Regions from separate parts of the Homo sapiens genome. Here region 2 is linked to region 1. The links are chromatin loops, found by intact Hi-C in ENCODE. Cell type or tissue: A673. All regions are shown on one strand. Links, peaks and the distances in the headings refer to the core of each region. The heading gives the core; the rest is flanking DNA.

What was found. A loop is a pair of places that touch in the nucleus more often than their neighbours do. Peaks named below come from ENCODE experiments on the same cell type or tissue, not always from the same donor. Only the 100,000 strongest peaks of a DNase experiment are listed, where the experiment ranks them.
Region 2: a loop joins it to region 1, with 2.1 times the contacts of the local background. A loop is called at or near these places in 2 of 110 quality-filtered maps.

The regions. Positions count from the first base shown.
Region 1 is chr11:27,178,424-27,189,544 of GRCh38, reverse strand. All of the region lies in intron 2 of BBOX1-AS1 (BBOX1 antisense RNA 1), which reads left to right. Among named protein-coding and RNA genes, the nearest start is that of BBOX1-AS1, 35 kb to the left of the region's middle. In A673, for the core only: a CTCF peak has its summit at 5,415 (motif pointing left); a DNase peak (open chromatin) is centred at 5,384.
Region 2 is chr11:27,243,395-27,254,515 of GRCh38, reverse strand. No RefSeq gene overlaps it. Among named protein-coding and RNA genes, the nearest start is that of BBOX1-AS1, 30 kb to the right of the region's middle. RefSeq lists an enhancer at 5,529-6,285. In A673, for the core only: no CTCF peak of the experiment used is centred there; a DNase peak (open chromatin) is centred at 5,185.

The DNA.
Region 1 (11,121 bases), core at 4,215-6,714:
TAGGGACTGGGGTTCTTTTTGGGAGTGAGGGAAGGAGACTGTTATCTTCTAATCTGTTAGCATCAAGATTTCCCTTCAGGTGAATTTGAAAAAAACTGATCTGGGCCCGGCGAGGTGGCTCATGCCTGTAATCCTGGCACTTTGGGAGGCAGAGGCGGGTGGATCACCTGAAGTCAGGAATTCAAGACAAGCCTGACCAACATGGAGAAACCCTGCCTCCACTAAAAATACAAAATTAGCCAGGCGTGGTGGCACATGCCTGTAATCCCAGCTACTCAGGAGGCTGAGGTAGAAAGCAGGAGAATCACTTGAATCCAGGTGGTGGAGGTTGTGGTGAGCCGAGATCATGCCGTTGCACTGTAGCCTGGGCAAAAGAGCAAAACTCCATCTTAAAGAAAAAATGAAAGAAATAAAGAAAATAAACTGATCAAACCTGTTTGCCAAATATACGTTTCTTTTGAGATTGAAAAAAAAGAAAAGAAAAGAAAAGAAAAACCTTGAAGACCAAAATAGAACAGGAGTTTATATCCAAAGGAGATTAACAGATTTCTGGCAATCACTGCAGAGAACTAGAAGGACACACATGCACAGTTAGGGAGACAGAGAACAGGACGCAGATCACAGAGAGAAGTTCGCAGCACTGGAACTGGAGAATGAGATTTTGTGGGGAAGAGATCACACGCTGGAATTCTTCCATGAGAGTAGTTTTATTTATGGAGGACCAACGTTTTTCTAATTAGGTCCCAGACCCTTCCCAGTATCCTACAAATCAGGAAAATAATGCACTTGGAAAAGAAAAGAGTTAAGGACATGGATGGTTTTATTTGCAGTGTAGGGGCATTTGAGTTTCTTTGAATTCCTCAAGTCAGTCCAGGGTGAAGTTAATGTCTCTTTTAGGGGATAGCAGTATAAGTACCAAGGAGAACACTCTCACTGAAGGATAAAAACATTAAGAAAATGCAGCCTTTGTGAACGTCCCTGCTAGGTCTGGTTGGGCTCTAGTGCTGCCATTAATGCCAAGATAACAACATTAAGTTCATTCATTAGTTCAACAATATTTACTGAGTATCTATCATGTGCTAGGCATTGTGCTGAATGCTGGAGGCACAGATTGAAACAAAGCAGACAGAGTCCTTGACCTCCTGGTACTTAGATCCTAGAGGTAAACACAGACAATAAACGGGTAAACAAAAAAGCAATTAATAATGTAATTTCAGATAGTAATAAGGAATGGGAAGAAAACAAACACAAGCACAAAGAGTGCCGGATAGAGAATGCCTTGGGGTGGGGTTGGGAATTGGTAGAGTTTTACTGGTGATCAAGAAAGGCTTTTCTGAGAAGATAACCTTTGTACTGAGATAAGAAGGAGCCAGCCATATACAGATCTGGAGAGGGAAGCTATCAGGCTTACAAAGCTGCAACTGCAAAGACTGTTGAGTTTGAGAAATGAAAAGAGTCCATGTGGCTGGAGCTTAGTGCGAAGGAGAAGAGTAGACAACATGTTTGGAGAAATATTCAGGGAATAGACAGATTAGGGACTTGAGGGCCAATGATCAAGGTTTGAATTTTGTTCTAAGTCAAATAGAAAGCCCTTGGAGGGTTTGAGTAAAAGAGTGTTGCGGTGCAGGGTAAAAGAACACACTGAAGAGAATGAGGAGAATAGATTGAAGGACACAAAGAGTGGATATGGGGATTGGTTAGGAATCTATTACAATAGTGGTCCAGGCAAGGACAAAATGACAGGGGCACAGGCTAAAGGCGTTGCAATTTAGTATCTGAGCTGGGGGAAAACTAAGAGTTTTCAACATAGGTTGCATGAAGCCCTAGGTTTTGGAGGAAGTGCATCAGGACTGGCCAAGGCAGCAGATAACTGAATAGGTGGAGCCACCGACTTGCACTTAGGGTTGCCTCAGGGTCAGAGCTAATCACAGGGGATCTGCTAACTGGGGGCTTCAAGTGAGTGGGATTGCAGTGCTTTCAGTGGTGTGCTGGTAAATGTTTAACAGCAGGCACTAGGAGGAGGGAGAAGGCTGGATTTGTGGTGTTTGCCAATTAAACACTGCAAATGATCCCACAGTTGTTGATTTCAAGCTGCCAAGGTGATGCGAAGTGGGGAGGGGGTACATAAAATTGACTCCTTAGAACCTGTGCTACTGACCCCAGCCCACCACTGAGCACCTTCCTCACATCGATTGCTGGCTCTGGCTACTGCACTAAACTTTGAGAACTGGGCTGCTGAAGCCATAGCAGGGAGTAGAGTGGAACCAGACTCAGTTGTAACACTCTCCTCTACAGTCACAGGACATGTGGAGAGGTGGGCCTTTCTCCTTACAAGTAGGCAGCTACCTCCTATTCTTTCTGGAGTGAGTGTGGGTGGGACCTTTTTAAATCAGCCCCCACTGCCTCTATTTGTGCCTGCAGTTCTACCATTAGTAAATACTTCTTTCCTTTTCTTTCTGAAGTTCTTTAAGAAATTGAGAGCTCATGGGTTGGGTGCAGTAAGTTCCCAGCATTTTGATGTGAGCCTGTTTGGCACACTGGAGAGAGATCTTAAGCTGAACAGGCATAGGTAGGAGCTAAGGAACTCAGATAGTCTGGGGTCAGTGTGCTCATTCCTCACAATCTGCTCATTTAGTGAGGCCTCCAAAAGAATAGGGGAGGAGGCCAATTAGATTCTTCTTCCCCTGAAGTCCTTGGGTAAAGCCTGTGGTTAAAAGACTTTGTCCTAGTGAATGAGCCTAGAAAATTGACTTAGACAAAGGGAGGTGCAGGACAGTTCTGAAAGATTCTATTCTACCTTACTTACATCATAGCCCAAATCAATTCCAGATGGCATTAATGTGAAAGGCAAAACCTTAAACATTTTAGAAGAAAATATAGAAGAATAACCATATGACCCAGAGGTAGGAAATGATTTATTAAATGAGACTCATAAAGTACTTGATGTAAAATAGATAAATTCAACCACATCAAAATTAGAATTAATTTCTGTTCTCAAAAGGCACAATTAAAAAAAGATGAACCTCAAATTCCTCAAATTGGGAGAAGATATTTGTGATATAATTAATTAATTGTGATTAATATACAAAATATTTTTAAAAATCCAGAAATCTATACAAACAATGCAAACAAACATAGTTAAAAGAGAAATGGGAAAATTACATGAACAGGCAAATCACAGAAGAGGAAACATAAATAGCCAACAGTCATATAAAAGATGCTCATCTCATTAGTAGTAGATACTATATTCCACCCATTTTATTCCAACTAGATTGGCCAATATATATATTTTTAAAAGCTAACAGTACCAAGTGTTGGATAAAATATGGAGCGATGAGATTTACATACTCCTTGTTGGTGTAGAAATTGGTACATTTTGGCAAGCAATGTGATACTATCTTGTAAATTTGAAGTTGGCACACTTATAACTCAGAAATTTCAACCCATGTGTATCCTCCAGAGCTGGGTTTCTCAGACTCCGCACTGCTGACATTTTGATCCAGATCATTCTTTGTTGTGCAGGGCTGTTCTTGGCTGGTTAACGGCATCCTTGGCCGCTAGCTTCTAGCCAGAGGAAGCCCTTTGTCCCCATTTCTCTCCAGGGGTCCCTCTGGTTGTGATGATCAAAAATGTGTCTGGGTATTGTCAAATGTCCCTGAAGAGGGAAAATTGCTCTGATGAAGAACCACTGCTCTAGAGAAACTGTTGCACATGGGTGCCAGGAAATATTAAAAAAAACATAGCAAAATTCTTAACAATTAAAAAACCCTGGAAACCATTCACATATTGATCAACAGTAGAATGGATACATAAATTATGGAATATTTACACAATGAAATACTATTATAGATGAATGAGCTACAACTTTGGAAATCTTTGAAATATAATTTTAAGTGAAAAATGAAACTACAAAAGAATGCAAGCTTCATGATTGCATTTGTATAACATCTAAAAATGAGTGAAACAAAAAAATGCAATGTCTAAAGATATGTATGCATGTATTAAAGCTTGAAAGAGAAACTAAGGGAATGAAGAAAGCAAAATTTAAGAGAGTGGATACCTCCTGGCAGGGAGGTAGGGAGTGGGGTCAAGGAAGCACACATGTGTAGTTCCTATTTTTTTAAATTAAGGGGTGGATCATTTGTGTTTATTTTATTTTTACACTTTATTTCTTTGTGTGCTACACACATTCTTTTATACATAACAACAATTTTATTAGAAAAAAGTTAAAAAGGGAGAAGGAATTACAAAATATTTGTAGAAAGAGAAACAAATTGGTCCAAAATGTGTCAGGACTACTTAGCTGAGGTGAGAGAATCACCCGTGGCTTTGAGAACAGAAACACAGGAGTGTTCCTTGTCTGTTGACCCTGTACCCTGAACCGAGCAGCCTCAGGGTTACAATGCTTTGAAAATTCACCTCTTGTCCTTTAGCTGAATGACCTTGACCACTTCCTTTTTCTTCTCTGGGCCTTAGTTTCCCAATCTGAAAAAAAGAGAAAAATAGTGGGTCCTGGATTAGAGGTCAGGGTTAGTAAATGCATGCATATCCTACTGCATCGTATGCTCCTGGCAGACATGAATGATTCATTGCAACACACATTCTTTCTTAATTGGGAAGAGGCATCCCAATTGATTTCAACATAGAACTTCAGGTAGTCACATGTAGCAAAAGAGAGTAAGTCTGTGTTCCTAAAACTTGATCTCTGAAGGCCCTTCAAGAATTTTCCCTTCTCACCCCTCAATTTTATATTTAGTCACCCTAATTATTTTGGGAGTTCTTTAAATGAAGGAACTATGTCTCACTTCCATTGTACCACCCATTTCCATTTCTCAAGGCTAATGGACAATAAGTTTCAGTAAAAAATGGCTGTCTGGAAAGCACCTTCTCTTCTACCTTTTGCACCATTCACATCCCAGATCAAGAATGAAGCGAATCTGCCAGAGCCCATTAAATGGATCCTTGCTGTTTATGTACTAACCCCATTCAGTATGCCAGGGCCGTATTAAAGAGGCCCAGGCCCTGCTTTCTGCTGGAGGTTTGCGAAAAAGAAAAGAGAACTTGGAGAAGCCATGTGCAGGAGTGAGGAGAAGAGATGGGCTCACAATCTCCTAAGAGTTCCTCTTTAAAAAAGTTAAGAGAGGATGTGGCATGAAGGGCTGTTTAGGGATAATATTATGGAGAAATAAAGGTAGTAGAATTGGCATCAGAAAGATTAAGCACACTTCTCTCTGTTGAGTTTTCTAACTCACATCGTCTCTGCAGGCTGTACCTCCTTACCTATTAACTCTGTCAAAGGAAGGAGGTGGTTTCTTTGATTCTTTGATTCCAATTCAATGGACTGAAATTGAAGTTGTGTGCAAGAGAGCTAAAACCTAGAAGGCCATTTTACAAACAAGTACTGCACGCCCTCCAGTGGCAGAAAACCAATAAGTCAAGTGGTAATTAACTCAATTTTTGCCTCAACTAATTTTTGGAAGTATTATAATTTTTTTCTTTTGCTCTCAACTGGATATTCAGGATTTCGAAAACAGCTTGGACGCTTCACAGGAGTGTTATAGAATTTTATCAATTCACAAAATGTCAGAGCTGAAATTAATAAAAAAAACTATCCAATTTTTATTATACCTAAGAAGAAACGAAAGTTCAGAGAGGTATAGGGAGAAGGCTGATACTATGACCTCTGTCCTTTGGCTCAAATTCAGTGTTTGCTTCATTCTCTTGGCTTCTCTATAGCAGTGTTTTTTTTTATTTTTTTTTATTTTTTATTTTTTTTAGATAAAGTCTCACTCTGTCGCCCAGGCTGGAGTGCAATGGCATGATCTTGACTCATTGCAACCTCCACCTCCCAGGTTCAAGTAATTCTCCCACCTCAGCCTCCCAAGTAGCTGGGACTACAGGAGGGTGCCACCATGGCCTGCTAGTTTTTTGTATTTTTAAAGTAGAGACGGGGTTTCACCATGTTGGCCAGGCTGGTGTTGAACTCCTGACGTCAAGTGATCCACCCACTTCGGCCTCCCAAAGTGCTGGGATTACAGGCGTGAGCCACCATGCCCAGCCTGTTTTTGAACATGAGCATGGCACCATGTTGGCCATTGCTGGGGGAATAACGATAACGGTAGCCAAATACTGAGTCTTACTCTGCGCTGGGTACTATTCTAAGAGCTCCGTGTTGATTATCTTATTAGTCCTCACAACAAGTCTACGAGATAAGATTATGATTCTTATTTTATAAATGCAGAAACTGAGGCTCAAAGTAGTAAGAAGGGAATTACCAAAAGAAGTGGATGATACGTCCCTGCCCTCAAGTCATTTAGGCTATTTTTGCGTTTTACCACATTTGTTAATTTTATTTTTCAATTAGGCTTCTGACAGACTGGTCAGAAAGACAAGCTTGCTTATCTTAGCTGGAAGGAAAGATATATCTGTTATTGACTGTGGCTAGTTTGTCTAGAACACACAGAGTTTTGGAGATAGGACAGTAAGACCCCAGAAAGGATGTGAGTTTTCTTGGTGGATTTCTCTGTAATGCCGCTGGATGGGACTAACATCAGTCCTCCACGTTCCATCTCACATGACCACTCTTATAAGCAGCGCCTGCCCTCTACAGTGCTCTATCTAATGGGCATATTTAGGCTCAGGAGGAACTTATGTTTGAACAATGAGTGATCTCTGCTATGGGTGAGGAATGGGGGTGATTGGCATATGACACATATTTGCCATAATTGCTCTAAACAACACATACTTGCCATAATTGCTTTAAATGAATTAAATAATACAAAGCCTACACATCTCTCAGTGTTGTCTACAGACACAGAAGGGCATCACCTAGTTATTATACTCAGGTCCCATCTCAGATCCACTGAATGAGAATCTTCATCCTAACCAAAGCCCCAAGGATTTTATGTGCTTATTAAAGTTAGAAAAGAGCCACTGTAAAACTTTTTTTTTTTTTTTTAATAAATCTAGTGACATATCAGAGGTCAAGGCTGGACTTCTGCTGCATGTAATTGAACAATGTGATTATTTTTGCATTTTATCACTTTTGTTAATTTTATTTTTAAATTATCGTATAGTGAAATGGACTTTTTTGCTGTACAGTTCTATGAATTTTAAGACATGTGTGGATTTGTGTGACCACCATCACAATTAGGATGCACTACAGTTCAGTAAGCCCCCAAACTCTCTTGTGCTATTCCTCAGTAGGCACACCTGCTTCCACCCTTAATCACTGCTGACCACTGATCATTCTCTGCTATTGTAATTTTGTCTTTTTTACAATGTCATTATAAATGGAACCATACACTGTGCAACCTTTTGAGACTGGCTTTTTTCATTCAGCATAATAACTTTCATAACTAGGTTTTAATTTCTTTCTTTTTCTTTTTTCTTTCTTTCTTTCTTTCTTTCTTTCTTTCTTTCTTTCTTTCTCTCTCTCTTTCTTTCTTTTTCTCTCTATTTCTTTCTTTTTCTTTCCTTCTTTCTCTCTCTTTCTCTTTTCTTTCTTTCTTTCCCAGCTATAAAGATAATACTGTAGAGTAAATTATGTGACTCCATCCAAAAATGCTGATTTCACTGACATAAATGTTGAGTCTAGATGATCCTAGGAATATATCAATATATTCCCTCCAGGGTATCTATGCTCATTTAGGGGTGACAGTGTATATGGAGTTTACTTCCTAGGCACACTCAATCTGTTGTCACTTGGTATTTGCTGTACTTCATAAAATGCTCATTCATATTCTTCTTATTAGGCTAACATTTGTTTTATTTCTCTTTTTTAAAATGACATTTTTAGTCTGAGCCCGGTGGCTCACGCCTGTAATCCCAGCACTTTGAGAGGTCAAGGCGGGGGGATCACCTGAGGTCAGGAGTTTGATACCAGTCTGGCCAACATGGCAAAACCCCGTCTCTACTAAAAATACAAAAATTAGCTGGGCATAGTGGCAGGCACCTGTAATCCCAGCTACTCAGAAAGCTGAGGCAGGATAATTGCTTGAACCCAGGAGGCGGAGGTTGCAGTAAGCAGAGACTGAGCCTCTGCACTTCAGCCTGGGAGACAGAGCAAGATTCCATCAAAATAAAATATAAAATAAAATATAGAATAGAATAGAATAGAATAGAATAGAATAGAAAAAATAAAATAAAATACATAAAATTTTTAAAGGATGTATTCCTTACCTGTCTTTGTAAATCATGTTTTGGATGGAAAACTTAAATACATACATACCCCAATCCACCAGACATTATACAATGGGATAAAATTTAACATTCTTTTTTTTTTAAGTTTTGAAACAAATAGCTTTATAGAAATCTTTCTAAGAAGGAAAACAACAAACAGAATGTTTAAAATTCTGCCCTAGAATATAATCTTCATTATCATAGCCATCCTTTATGTTTATAAATCAGTTTCCCCTCCATCCTCTGTTTGAAATCAAGAGTCCTGAAAAGGGAAGGAGCCCAATTATTTTTAGTGTTATTGTGCAGATGAGAAATGTAAAAACCAAAGGGGAGAGGAGTAGTCAAAGGTTACACAGATGGTTGGTGATAGAGCCAGAATTAGAATGCAAAACTTTGGGTTCAATTCTGCTCACTAAGCCTCTGGTATTGCAAAAAATTTTTTTCTATTAGATAATCACAAAGACTTTGTTAGATCTTTGTTTTAAAAGACAGGAATAGTCTCTTATGAAAAACAAAGACTGTCTAATCATGGTACTTTTTTTTTTATATAACCTCATGAATATTTTGATAGTAATCCTTTTCTGTTCTTTTTGTTTGATTCTGGTCCCACAGAGCAGTGGGGTTTGAGGATACCACTCATTTGCCATCACAACCACACAAGTAGACACTTTTGTTTCCAGAGAGTAAAACTGTAAAAGACTGAATTCATTTCCTAGTTCCCTATTCCCCTGCTTCCCATTTTAGAGCCTTCCAAAAATAAAGTCTACTACAAAGCAGGACTTATTAGAAAATAAGACAGGATTCTCTTCTCCCTTGGAATTGCCATGGGATCTGGTAGTCACTTCTTTATGCCCTTGGGATCAGGTTTATGGGAAAATTTTACAATGCAGGGGATAAGTAATATTTCAATGGAAGTGGTTATGATTTTAGTTCATATCTTCACAGACATTTTGTTTGGGATTTTATCTGAAATGTGCTGCACATTGGCAATTTGGAAACCATTATCTTCAAAATCATGGAAACAAAAGCTGAGAGCCTCTTTAAAGCTGACTGGGTCTTAGTAATGGAGGAAGGCAATGCTTAGCCCTGGTGCATAAAAATTGCTTTATGTTCTCTTAACCACCTTTTCACCCATCCCCGGGACATACCCTGCACTGCCTCCAATCAAGAACAGTGCCTAAGCTGGGCATGGTGGCTCACATCTATAATCCCAGCACTTTGGGAGGCTGAGGCATAGGGATCACCTGAGGTCAGGAATTTGAGACCAGCCTGGCCAACATGGTGAAACCCTGTCTCTACTAAAAGTACAAAAATTAGCCGGGTCTGGTGGTGCACGCCTGTAATGCCAGCTATTCGGGAGGCTGAGGCAGGATAATCGCTTGAACCCGGGAGGTGGAGGTTGCAGTGAGCCGAGATGCACCACTGCCCTCCAGCTTGGGTGACAGAGCAAGACTCTGTCTCAAAAACAACAACAACAACAACAATAAACAGTGCCCAGTTGTCATATGGCTCTCCTGCAGGGATGACCCGCAGCCACCCCATGCTGCAGAAGCCTACTCAGGGTAAGTAATAGGCCCAAAATGAATTCATTAATTAACAAGGGTGATGGGAAATTGTAAACACAGCTGCTGGCTGCTGGCTCTGCAGACCTGCGTGCATATGGCAAGCGCAGAAATCTTGTGTGGTAACACAGCCATACTGTCTGGGGCTCCTTAACTGAACTTGACAGAATATCTTTGGCAGAGGAGCCAACAGCAATGTGGAAGTCTCTCCAGAGGTACCCTGAGGCAGGACTCATTTTTGCTCGGAGTTTCTCTCCTTACAGTCAAGCTGATGATGAGAGAGTCTTGGCAAAGAGTGGGAAGACAGCAGCCACCCATTTACAAATGGGCATATTTTCCAGTCATTGAGCAATTATGTTTTTGATGAGTTCCCAGAAGAGACAATAGCTGACCTTTTCTTCATAGCTGCCTTTTAGCAGTGGTTACTTAACTTTCACCCAAAAGTGGGCCACAGCAGTTTTCTGCCTGGGAGGGACACATTTATTCCTTTAGCAGACCAAGTTGTTTGATATACAAGATAGCACCTTAACTTTCCAGAGACCTAGGGTCTAGAAAATATTTCCATACTTGCTTTTTCATATGAACTCACCTATGGATGAAGAAAGCAAGGTTCAGAGACCTCAAGGAACTTGCATGAGGTCAAATAAAAAGCAAGTGGGAGGTCTGCAACTTGGATCTTCAGTCTCTGCACTCTGTGTTCTTTCCACTACATCCTACGTGCCCCACCAGGCCTTTGGAGAGGAGCAGGAAGTCATAACGAAGTCTGACTATTGGCCCAAAGTGTTGGAATCCCTCAACACGCTGCTGGAACCAGGGCTCAGACTTGCTGACGAACACTTGCTGCATCAATATTTGGACCAAAACAAAGCTCATTGACAGTACGTTCTGGTAGCAGAAAAAGAAAACACATGAGGCAGCTTGTTTGTAATTAAAAATGAGGAAAACAAGTGGACTCACAGGCAGGCCCAAGATGAATTCCTGATGAATTCCTTCCTACTGTGGGCAAAGTGTTTTCCATTTGTGCTTCAGAAGGCCCACACGATGTCTAGCCCTCCAGGAATTTCTAATACTGGGTTCTTTGAACAATTCAACTTGACCCATATACATACAGGATTGTGTATCTGTGGTTTGCAAAGCACCATGGTAGAGGTGGGGGTATCAGAAATGATTAAAGCAGGCTTCCTGCTTTTGAATTGCTTCCAGTCTTGTGGAAAAGACTGACCTGTTGTAAACAACTTTTTGGAACATGAGGCAGAATGAAATAAATGCCATAACTGAATGAAAAATTAAGTGCTATGTGAACCAGAGGATCACGACAGAGAAAATGGAAGACTTCAGGTAGAGGAGGGATTTGGGGTGGGCCTTGAGGGACAGTAGG
Region 2 (11,121 bases), core at 3,681-6,180, 66 kb before region 1:
CTTGGGCAGGGCAGGTTTAAAATGAGGAGGGTTCTTTGTAGTAGAAAGTGGGGCAAAAGGAGCTGATAGAGGATACTAGCCTGCCATACATGAAGGGCGAGGAAAGAACTGGCATCACATGGCTAGAACCAGGAGAAGCGACTTGGCAATAAGACTTGTCCAAAGGGGACTCTTGTTTTTTTGTTTTTTGTTTTTTTTTTTGAGAAGGAGTTTCACTCTTGTTGCCCAGGCTGGAGTGCAATGATCTCTGCTGTGTTTTAGTTTTTCTCCACTTTCAAGTCCTGGTCCACTCTGGGCCCTATTCTGTGCCCTGGGATGTTGACTTCTATGTCCAATGTCACCTGGGATCCTTTGACCTATGACTTCCAGTTGAGTTTGATCTATAAGTACTGACAGGCAACCTCCGCCTCCCGGGTTCAAGCGATTCTCCTGCCTCAGCCTCCCAAGTAGCTGGGATTACAGGCATGTGCCACCACTCACAGCTAATTTTGTATTTTTAGTAGAGACGGGGTTTCTTCATGTTGGTCAGGCCGGTCTCGAACTCCCCAACCTCAGGTGATCTGCCCACCTCTGCCTCCCAAAGTGCTGGGATTACAGGCCTGAGCCACTGCACCTGGCCTAATGGGGACTCTTTTAAGAAAACCATTTGTGCTCCTTGTTTAGTGAATCCTCCGGGTGAAAGTCATGCCTTTAAGTGAAAGTGCTGTCTGCTCTCAAGATGGACATGGAACTGAGGCAACAAGGGCTTTGCAGATATGGAGGAGAGAAGCTAACTGGTTTACTCTCAAAAGGCAATGGGGTGAGTGGTTAATAATATGGATTTGAATCCTACCTCTGCTGTGTTTTAGTTTTTCTTCACTTGTAAGTCCTTGTCCATTCTGGGCCCTATTCTGTGCCCTGGGATGCTGATCTCTATGTCCAATGTCACCTGGGATCCCTTGACCTATGACTTCCAGTTGAGTTTGATCTATGAGAAGTACTGACAGAAGATTAGAGGCAGAGAGAAAAGAGAGGTCAGGATATTAATCCCCTTTCTTCTTTCTTGCCAAGCTGTGGTTTTGGCAGTGGCTGGGTTTCTCTATGACCATCTCTCACATGTGTACATGGTTTCAGCTATACTGGTCTCTCTTTTTGTCCCTTCTGGCTGAGAGGTGAGAATGACTCTATTGGGTAGTCCCTGGATCTGCCATGATATTAGTCGGTCTTCATACTGCTATAAAGATTCTACCTGAGACTGGGTAATTTATAAGAAAAGGAGATTTAATTGACTCACAGTTCTGCATGGCTGGGGAGGCCTCAGGAAACTTACAATCATGGTGGAAGAGGAAGCAAGCACCTTCTTCACGGGTGGCAGCAGAGGGAGCGCATGTGAAGGAGGAACTGTCAAACCCTTATAAAACCATCAGATCTCATGAGAACTCACTCACTATCAGGAGAACAGCATGGGGGAAGCTGCTCCCATGATCCAATCACCTCCCATCAGGTCCCTCCCTCGACACATGGGGATTATGGGGATTATAGTTCAAGATGAGATTTGGGTGGGGACAGGGAGCCAATCCATGTCAGTCACTATTAAACATTCTCAGTTCCCCCTTTGAACATGTCTGCCTCCCTGTCTTAGTCTGTTCACAGTGCTAAAACATGTATACCTTAAATGGAGTCTGTTCAAAGTGCTAAAATAAATATACCTTAAACTGGGTGGCTTGTAAAAAAAAAACCAGAAATGTATTTCTTACAGGTATGGAGGCTGGAAAGTCTAAGATCAAGGTGCTGGCAGATTTGTGTCTCGTGAGAGCCTGCTACTTCTTAGAGAGCACCTTCTCACTGTGTCCTCACACAGTAGAGGGGGCAAGTGGTCTTGCTTTGGTTTCTTTTATAAGGGTACTAGTTCCATTCATGAGGGCTTCATCCACATGACCTAATCACCTCCCAAGGGACCCACTTCCTAATACCATTGCCTTGGAAGTTAGGATTTTGATATATAAATTTTGGAGGAACATAAACTTTCAGTCCATTGTACTCCCTGACTGTTGCAGTGAGTGACCTTGAGCAAGTTACTTAACTGTTTTGTGCCTCTGTAGTCTCATCTGCAAAACGAAGTTGATAATAGTGTATACCATATGGGATTGATTGTTGGAGGATTAATTAACATATATAAGGTACTTTGCATGCAATAAGTGTTAGCTACTATTATAAATTCAGTTTCTTATTTAATCCTTAAAACTATAATGTAGGCATTTTCTTATTTTATATATGGGGAAACTAAGACATAATAAAATTTAGATGATAGAGTTGTGATTCAAAAACCAAGTCTGATTTGAAAGTTATTTTTTACCTCATTGTATTAAATGAGATTTCTCCTCTAGTTAAGGGGCAGAGAACAAATGGTAAGATTAATAGCTAGCAAAAAAACTACTGAAATACTCTAGTGATGATGGAGTACGGAATAGATTTGTTTTGAGAGAAACCAATCTCCTCAAAATGACTTTGGACAGTAAAAAGAACATTGATCAATGTCATGCCAATCATGCCATGAAAAATGGCTCTTTCCCCCCTCAAAAAGAGCTTGTCACTTATATTTTTATTTATTTTTTAAGCCAACTGATTTTTTCTTTGGCCTCAGGGGACTTTCCCTTTTAGTATGCTTTTGTGTCCTCAAACATTGATTCTAGAAAAGGACGATTTTCACCTTCCCTATTGCTCACTGGAAAAGTCTGAAATCCTGTGATTAACCAAATAATTATCACTCTCATTTTCCAAGGTAGGGCTTTTGTACTGAAGGTAGAATGGAAAAAGTGAAACTGGAAAGTCTCAGTTTCACATTAAACCTTCCTTTAGAAGGTTTTGTGTTGTTTGAGGGAAGACAAGGAGACAATGCATGTAATCAAGCTTGATTTGTCTAAGTCAGTGATACAGGATCTCCTGAAACCTCTTTGGAAGGAAATAAATTCTTCTTGGCTTCTACAGCATGAAGGAGGCATTATTTTTCAGACTGAAAACAAAATGATGGGCCCCAGACAAAGATAACTTGGGAATCTGTGCATGCCAAGTTCTGTCGAACAGTCTCCCCTAAGGCAGCTGGACCAGAAGGAGGAAGTGTAAAGCAGCTGTGTTAGAAAGGAGATTGGCCAGAGCTGTTAGGAACAATGTTTCTCTACAAGAAGGCACACTGAGGGTAGAAACTGGTAATTAATTACATTCAAATTGAGTAAATGAATATATATTACTTTTATATATATTCATATGTATTATGAATATACATATGTTATTTTTCTTCCTGGGAGATTACATGAAGATTCTCCCAGGAAGAAAAATAATTCACTTGAAAAAAAATAGAGGAAAGATTTGGTGGCATGGGAGAAAAACCAAGCCTAACACATTTGATTTTATGAGGTTTTGGACAGAGGTCATCATTCACTTGACTCTGTATAAAACATATCCAATTCACCAACTTCCTTTCCTTTCCTTTTCCTTTCCCCTTCCCTTTCCCTTTTTCTTTTCCTTTTTCTTCTTCTTTTCCTTTTCCTTTTTTTTTTTTTTTTTAACAGGATCTCACTCTGTTGCCCAGGCTGGAGTGTGGTGGCGCAATCATGGCTCACTGTAGCCCAGACTTCGCGGGCTTAGGTGATCCTCCCACCTCAGCCTCCGAGTAGCTGGGACTGCAGGCGTACACTACCAAACCTAGCTAACTTTCTGTATCTTTTGTAGAGACAAGGTTTCACCATGCTGCCCTGGCTGGTCTCAAACTCCTAGGCTCAAGTGATCTGCCCGCCTAGGTATCCCAAAGTGTTGCGATTACAGGTGTGAGCCACCACGCCCAGCCCTCTTTTCTTTTCATATCCCCGCCAAACCTGGCCAGTGTGTAGTGGTGCCCATGTTAGCACACATAGGGTAATTGTGATAAGAAACAATCTTTGCATCTCAAGACAAGCACAGTAAAGCTTATATTGTGCTCACTTGTAGACCAATACAGAGCAGTAGAATAGATTTCCCAAATTTGTTTCCTTTTATCTTAAAATTTTTTTAAGCCATCCTTTTTTTCCCTCTCCCCAATGACAGGAGCGCTACAATCAGGAACTGTCCTTGTCAGTGTGCCTGTCATCATTATCAGCATCATCACTAACAGGTGGATGAGAGCAACCACCATTTATTGCGTGTTACTTTGTGTCAGTTACCACAGCAAACATTTCACATAGATTGTCTCATTGATCCTTTATAAGGAATGATCATTAAATGGAATATGTCATTGGTTCCTACTTAATAGATTAGGAAACTGAGGCTTAGAATCACATAGCCATTAAAGCAGACCTGGAACGCAGACCCATATTTGTTGAAATCCTAAGTTTATATTCATTACCACTTTTCCATAGTGCCCTAATATGTCTTAAACATGGAACAAAATTGAAAAAGGTAGAAGGTAAATGATCAATTCAATTCACTTTCCACTTAGAATAAAAGGGAGAAAGCACTAGAAGATTTAGTCAATTCTTAGGGGTTGAACCCAGTATCATCATGGTCCCTAACCGCTGCAACCTGAGTTTAGCAACACATACAACTATCTCTTTTCCATATTGACCTAGAAGTGAAACTCAGGCCTTTTTTGGGTTTGCACAAGGCCATACTCACACAAAGCCATGTATGTATTTATTAGATTTTACTGAAATGTTGAGATGTGGTTAGGGGATAGAAGAACAGTTTATATTGCCCAAAAACAAAGAACTGTAAGTTGAACCTCAGGTGCCCCTATCCCCAGGACTTTGTATTGGTTGCTTGGCCCTAGCCTCAGGCCATCTCCTCTCCTGGCCACCTTCCCCTTCTGTCCTGGATGGTTATTCAAACTCTAACTTTTCCTTATTCTATTAAGTAGGATCATTCAGTGTTCTCTCATTTCACACTCTGCTTCATGCCCACCTTTTTGCACATGAATCCATCAAGGTGCCCAACAGAGCAACAGGCGTGTCTGCTTAACAGATTCCACCTTCCTTAGAAGACATTAGAGATTTCCTGTACTACCTTCTCTGGAGCCAGTGCCCTGGAGAGATTGGATCTATTCCTGCAAGGATCTAGCAGAGCCTAAGATCAGCGTTAATGGTAACTCCAGCATCTCACACGTCTCCCGACAGCTCGGATTAAGCAGATTCCCTGGAGACTAATTTGACTGAAGTCTGGGTCTGTGTCTCTACCTCCCACTGACTCTGGGTTAGGCTGGGGTTTCTGGAACCCAGGAGACTGCTTTGGGTTTCTAGGCTCCTTAAAGGGCATTTGGCACCTAGTAAAAGCTGCTCATTAAAGGAAACAGTAGGACTGCTTTCCCTTTAATAGCCTAGCCATGGAAAGCTTGATCCATTTGGGGAGGCTGGAGGTGGAAGACTGCAGAGTTTGAGAGGGTGGGACGAGCCTGTTTGGCAAGGCGATAGCAAGGCTGCAGAGGGAAGACCAGGCCTCTGGAGCCCTGAGGCCTGGTCCTCGGTGGTCAGGAAAAGCCCAGGGAAGGCTCTGTAAAAAATAATGATAGCAGCTAAACGTTCAAGGGCCCAGTTTGGAGCTGCAATTCCAGATTTTACTTTTTTTCTCCTCACTCTTGAGGTTTGGCTCACTGCTATTTCCCCTCCCCTAAGGTCCTGTTGACACATGAGTGTTATGAAGGCTTCCGGAGGGTGGGATGAAGGGCCGCAATGTCACAAAGGAAGGCTAATTGGCTGGAACTTCCCGCTCTGCCCCCTCCAGCTGGCCTGAATCTCTTTGGTTTTTAGTTATTCCTAAAGGGTCTTGGCATTGGTGGCCTGCCTCTCTTTTCAAAATAATTAAAACCAAAGAAATTCAAATGAGAGCCTTTCTCATTGTCAGTGCCGTTTTGCCTTTGTTTGTGAGGTTGGCGGAAGCAGAGTTCTGTTGGGACTTTTGAGTCTCCCTGGCTGGACCTGAACCAGTTAACTCCTCCTGCAGACTATGTCCAGGTTGTGACATCCCCTAAGGAGGAACGGCAAATTCTGGGCAGGCGAGTGGCTCCCAAACTTGTGGCAGATCATAATAATGGGCCGAGGCATTTATTTATTTATTTATTTTAACTTTTCCAGCTAAGCCTGGGCAAAGCCTCATGTTTCTTATTACTAGAACTGTCTCAGCAGCTACCAACAGGAAGCAATGTTGGTGCAGGGGTTGGAGTCTATTTAGTATCCTTGCCCTTGCCCTAAATTGCTCTAAAACTCAGAAGGCATTGCCTTCTTGGTAGGGGCTGGGCCACGGTTAATTGTGTCAATTTTAGGTTTGTTTCCAAATCCAAAAGAACCTCCTTTCTATGCCTTCAGGCTTCTTGTGCCTTCCTTCTTCTCTCTCCCATCTGCCTCCACTCTTCTTCTTCAAAATGCATCATTATAGCTTCTGAGGGGAGGCTCTCTGCTTTCTAAGATGCCTGCTACTGAGAATCCCAGTATTAGTGATGCAAAGTTTCACCCAGTCCAATTAAGGCACCCCCAGCCCAAAAGTTATACCACTTACAGACAAACTTTCGGGTTCGACCCTCAGCTAAAATGAAAAATATGTTACCTAGAAGGAATTGAGCCCATGACGGCGTTTCTGTAATGTTGAGTGAGTAGAGCAGAGTGATTTAGATTCAATGTACTAGGACCTGACACAGCTGGACTTAAATTGCAGCTGGACCACTTCCTTGCTGGATGACCTTCAGGAAGTTAATTAAACTTCTTTGAACATCTGCTTCCTAATCAGTGAAATGGAGAAAATAATAAAATCTTATCTTTTGTTGTGTTTTGAGGATAAAGTAAATTCATATCTCTAAGGCACTTGGCACATTTTGGCAAATTCTGGGCATGCGTGAGGCCCCTTTCTTCCTCAAACTTGTGGCAGACAATATTAATGAACAAAGCACTTAATAAAGTTGTGCTGATTTTATCCTCTACTTATTAACTACTTGAGAAAGAGGTGAAATTTGTTGTCCAAGGTCACATAGCTAATAAGACAGATTTAAGCTTTGGTTCTGTCTGCTGGATTTCAAAGACCATGTTCTTAAACACCTTGATGCTTCACGTTTGACCTTAAATAAGCTACTATGATTTTTAGCTTCCTGGAGGGAGAATGAGTTTCCTCACCAGTAAAATACAAATAATAAGCTCAATTTCATTGAGTTATTGTAAGGATTAAATGCATCATTGCTTGTAGAGTAGTGCTTGGTTAGAAACACATGCTATTGCATATTTATCATCATCATCAGTGTTATTGTTTTTATCTGAGTTCACTCCCTCTTCCCTATCATCTAGCACCGTAGTTGGCACATACCAGGTGTTCAGTATATGAGTAGCTCTTTTGAAGCAATATATGGCATTATTACTTCAGTAAGAGAGGCGGAATGAATGACTGTCAGGACTGCGTACTCTGGCTGACCTTCCAGTATCCTCATAAATAATTCCAGGAAATCTCTTTCTGGCTACCTAGGGAAAACCCTGGAGAAGAAGCTTAGCCAAGCAAGGATCAGAAGCTCTTCCCACTCCCAACAGAATCCCTGCTTTTTGTGACTATTCAGTAGAGGTTGGCCTTCTGAAGAGTCAGTGGATAAAAATTGAAGGAGAACTCATTAACTGTTGTGTCCCTATCTTTAACAGCCAATGCCTGGGATAGACAACTCATTTTGAGATTGTTAAGAGAGGTGTATTTTGTCAATAAGAGTTCTAAGAAAAGCAGAATTCCTTGAGCTTTTGCTTGAACTGTGCCCAGACAAATGCTAATACAGGATGTATTATCTGGATTCTTATACTTCCCCATCCCCATTAGCGGATCGCTATGATTCAGGCAGTCTTCCTTAAGCTCTGAGTGATCATTTCCTTCTTAAAAACATGTTAATTTCAGTGATGCCAACTTTATATTTCCAATGGGCAAATGACAGTGGTATTCCTTGCTTCTAGTCTGCACGTATCTGTTATTCTTCATGGTTCACCTATTTTTTTTTAATCAACTTTTTTCTAGATTACATTTTTTAGGGTAGTTTTAGATTCAGAGCAAACTTGAGAGGGAGGTACAGAGATTTGCTCCCACATATGCATCACCTCCTTCATTATCAACATTGCCCTCCAGAGTGGTACAACTGTTACAATTAATGAACTTAAAATGACACATCATAATCAACCATAGTTTACTTAGGGAAAGTTTACTTAGGGTCCATTCTTGGTGTTGTACATTTCATGGATTTGGACAAATGTATTGTGATGGTTAATACTGACTGTCAACTTGATTGGATTGAAGTATGCAAAGTATTGACCCTGGGTGTGTCTGTGAGGGTGTTGCCAAAGAAGACTAACATTTGAGTCAGTGGGCTAGGAAAGGCAGACCCACCCTTAATCTGGGTGGGCACCATCTAATCAGCTGCCAGTGTAGCTAGAATATAAAGCAGGCAGAAAAACGTGAAAAGAGTAGACTGGCTGAGCCTCCCAGCCTACATCTTTCTCCCGTGCTGGATGCTTCCTGCCCTCGAACATCAGACTCCAAGTTCTTCAGCTTTGGGACTTGGACTGGCTTCCTCGTTCCTCAGCTTGCAGACGGCCAATGTGGGACCTTGTGATTGTGTGAGTTAATAGTCCTTAATAAACTCCCCTTTATATATATATCTATCCTATTAGTTCTGTATATGTATATGATGACATGTACCCTCTGTGCTTGGCCTGTTTATTACTCTTCCCTCTCAGCCTCTGTCTTTTTACTGTCACCATATTTTTGCCCTTTCTAGAATGTTATGTAGTTGGAATCATATAATATGTAGACAAAATTTTTCTTGAAACTTTTAATTTCCAAATAATTGTAGATTTACAGAAAAGTTGGAAAGAGAGTGCTGACAGTTTCTGTATACTTTCGTGGTACATTTGTCAAAACTAAGAAATTGGTTTTGGTACAATACTATTAACTAAACTACAGGCTTTATTTGAATTTCATTAGTTTTTCCACTAGTATCTTTTTTGTTCTGTGGTCCAATCCAGAATATCACAGTTTCTGAGTTTTTCTTAGGTTTTCATGGCACTGACAAGATACTTTGCAGAAAGTATCTCTATTTGTTTTTTTAATGCACTTATTTATTTAAATAAATTTTTTAGTAGTTTTTGATTTACAAAAACTGCAAAAATAGAACAGAGAATTCCATACACCCCACATCAATTTTTCCTTATTCCTAACATTATCTTATATTATTGTGGAATATTTGTCACAATTAGTAAACCAATATTGATACATTATTATTAACTAAACTCTATAGTTTATAAATATTTTCTTATTTTTTTTTTTTTTACCTAATGCACTTTTTCTGTTCCAGAATCCCACCTAGGCTACCAAATGTAATGTACATTTAGTTGTCATATCTCCTTAGGCTCCTGTGGTCTGTGACAGTTTCTTAAGCTTTCCTTATTTTTGATGACCTTGACAGTTTTGAGGAGTACTAGACAGGTATTTAGTAGAATGTCCCTTAATTGAGATTCATCTTATGTTTTTCTCATGATAAGACTGGGGTTATGGTTGTTTGGTAGGAAGACAACAGAGGTAAAGTGCCACTCTTGTTACATCATATGAAAGGTAAATATTATCATTATTTATCACTGTTGATGTTGACCATGTGCCCTGGCTGAAGTAATTATTCTTCATATTTCTCCACTGTAATGTCACTCCTCCCTCTCTCATCTTTCTTATCCTGTAATCTTTATAAAAATGTCATTTAAGGACTGAGGAGTCATGTTCCACCTCCTTGAGGGCAGAGTATCTAAATATATTATTTGGAATTCTTTCACATGTAATATTTGTGTTATCACTCCTGCTTATTTATTGATTGATCATTTATTTATATCTAAATAGACTCATTGATATTAATTTTATAACTCAAGACTACTTTAATTATTCTGTTGCTCAAATTGTTCTAACTTTGGTCACTGGGAGCTCCGTCACTTGGCTCCTGTAGGTCCATCATTTTGTATTTAGTTTTTTCACTCCTTGTTTTCTGGTACTACAAGATGATTCAAACTCATCTTGTGTAATTCTTGCCCCAATTCTGAAATCAGCCATTTCTCTATGAAGCTCTGGCTCTTTTTATTAGAGACTGGTATTAGAAACCAAGATCTGGGTGCTAAGAGTGCCCATTGCTATTGGGGTGTTATTTTTCTAGCCCCCTCAGCTGAGTGAGCAAGGAAATATATGTGTGTATACTAACCTATGTATCAATTAATATTCCTATTGTTAACATCTATATCTGTATTGTGCCAAACAGGAATTTGTCTCAATTTCTCTGGTTCTAAATACAAAAATTATTGAGGCATGGTGGCATGCATCTGTAATCCCAGCTACTCAGGAGGCTGAGGCAGGAGGATCACTTGTGCCTGGGAGGTGGAGGTTGCAATGAGCCAAGATTGCACCACTGCACTCCAGGTTGGGCACAGAGTGAGATTCCGTCTCCAAAAAAGAAAAGAAAAAAAAAAGATTATCTGTTCCATGGGAAGGAAATTATTTCCGTCTCTACTGGACAAAAATGTTCCAGGAGAGCTTTAAAATAGCTTATATAATAAAGACCAGTACTGTACTGGGAAAATATTCCATAATTGCTTTTCAAGTTTCAGATACTTTCTGATACTGAGTTGATAAAAAAAAATGAAGTGTAGGTGTCTAACAAAAATACATAATTGGGAATAGGACAAAAATTGGCAAAGAGATAACATTAAGAGAGGAAAGGGCTAGCCAGAGCCCCTTACTAATTAAACCAAGGTCATGGGTCTACCTGCTATAAGCCAGAGAAAAGACAGCTCTCTGATGTTCCCCACTGTGATGTGTCTGGCTAAGCTCATTTTCAATATATATCACTTGAAAAGGTGATAAGTTTGTGTTAATGGTGATAGAATAACAAATCCCCACCAAACTGCCTGTCACTAGAGCTGGTATTCCCAATCTTTTGAAACACACACATTCAAGAGCTGGGGGACTAAGAACACAAAGAGAGCTCTTTAGGCTAGAACAGGGCTCAGAGCAGAACAGAATTAGAAGGTCAACCATGGAAAAGTCAGAAACTTGCTCCTGCTTCTAGCTTGCTTTGACTTTTTTTGGTTAATCTCCCTATCATGTTTTTGCATTTTAGGTAGAGGTCCT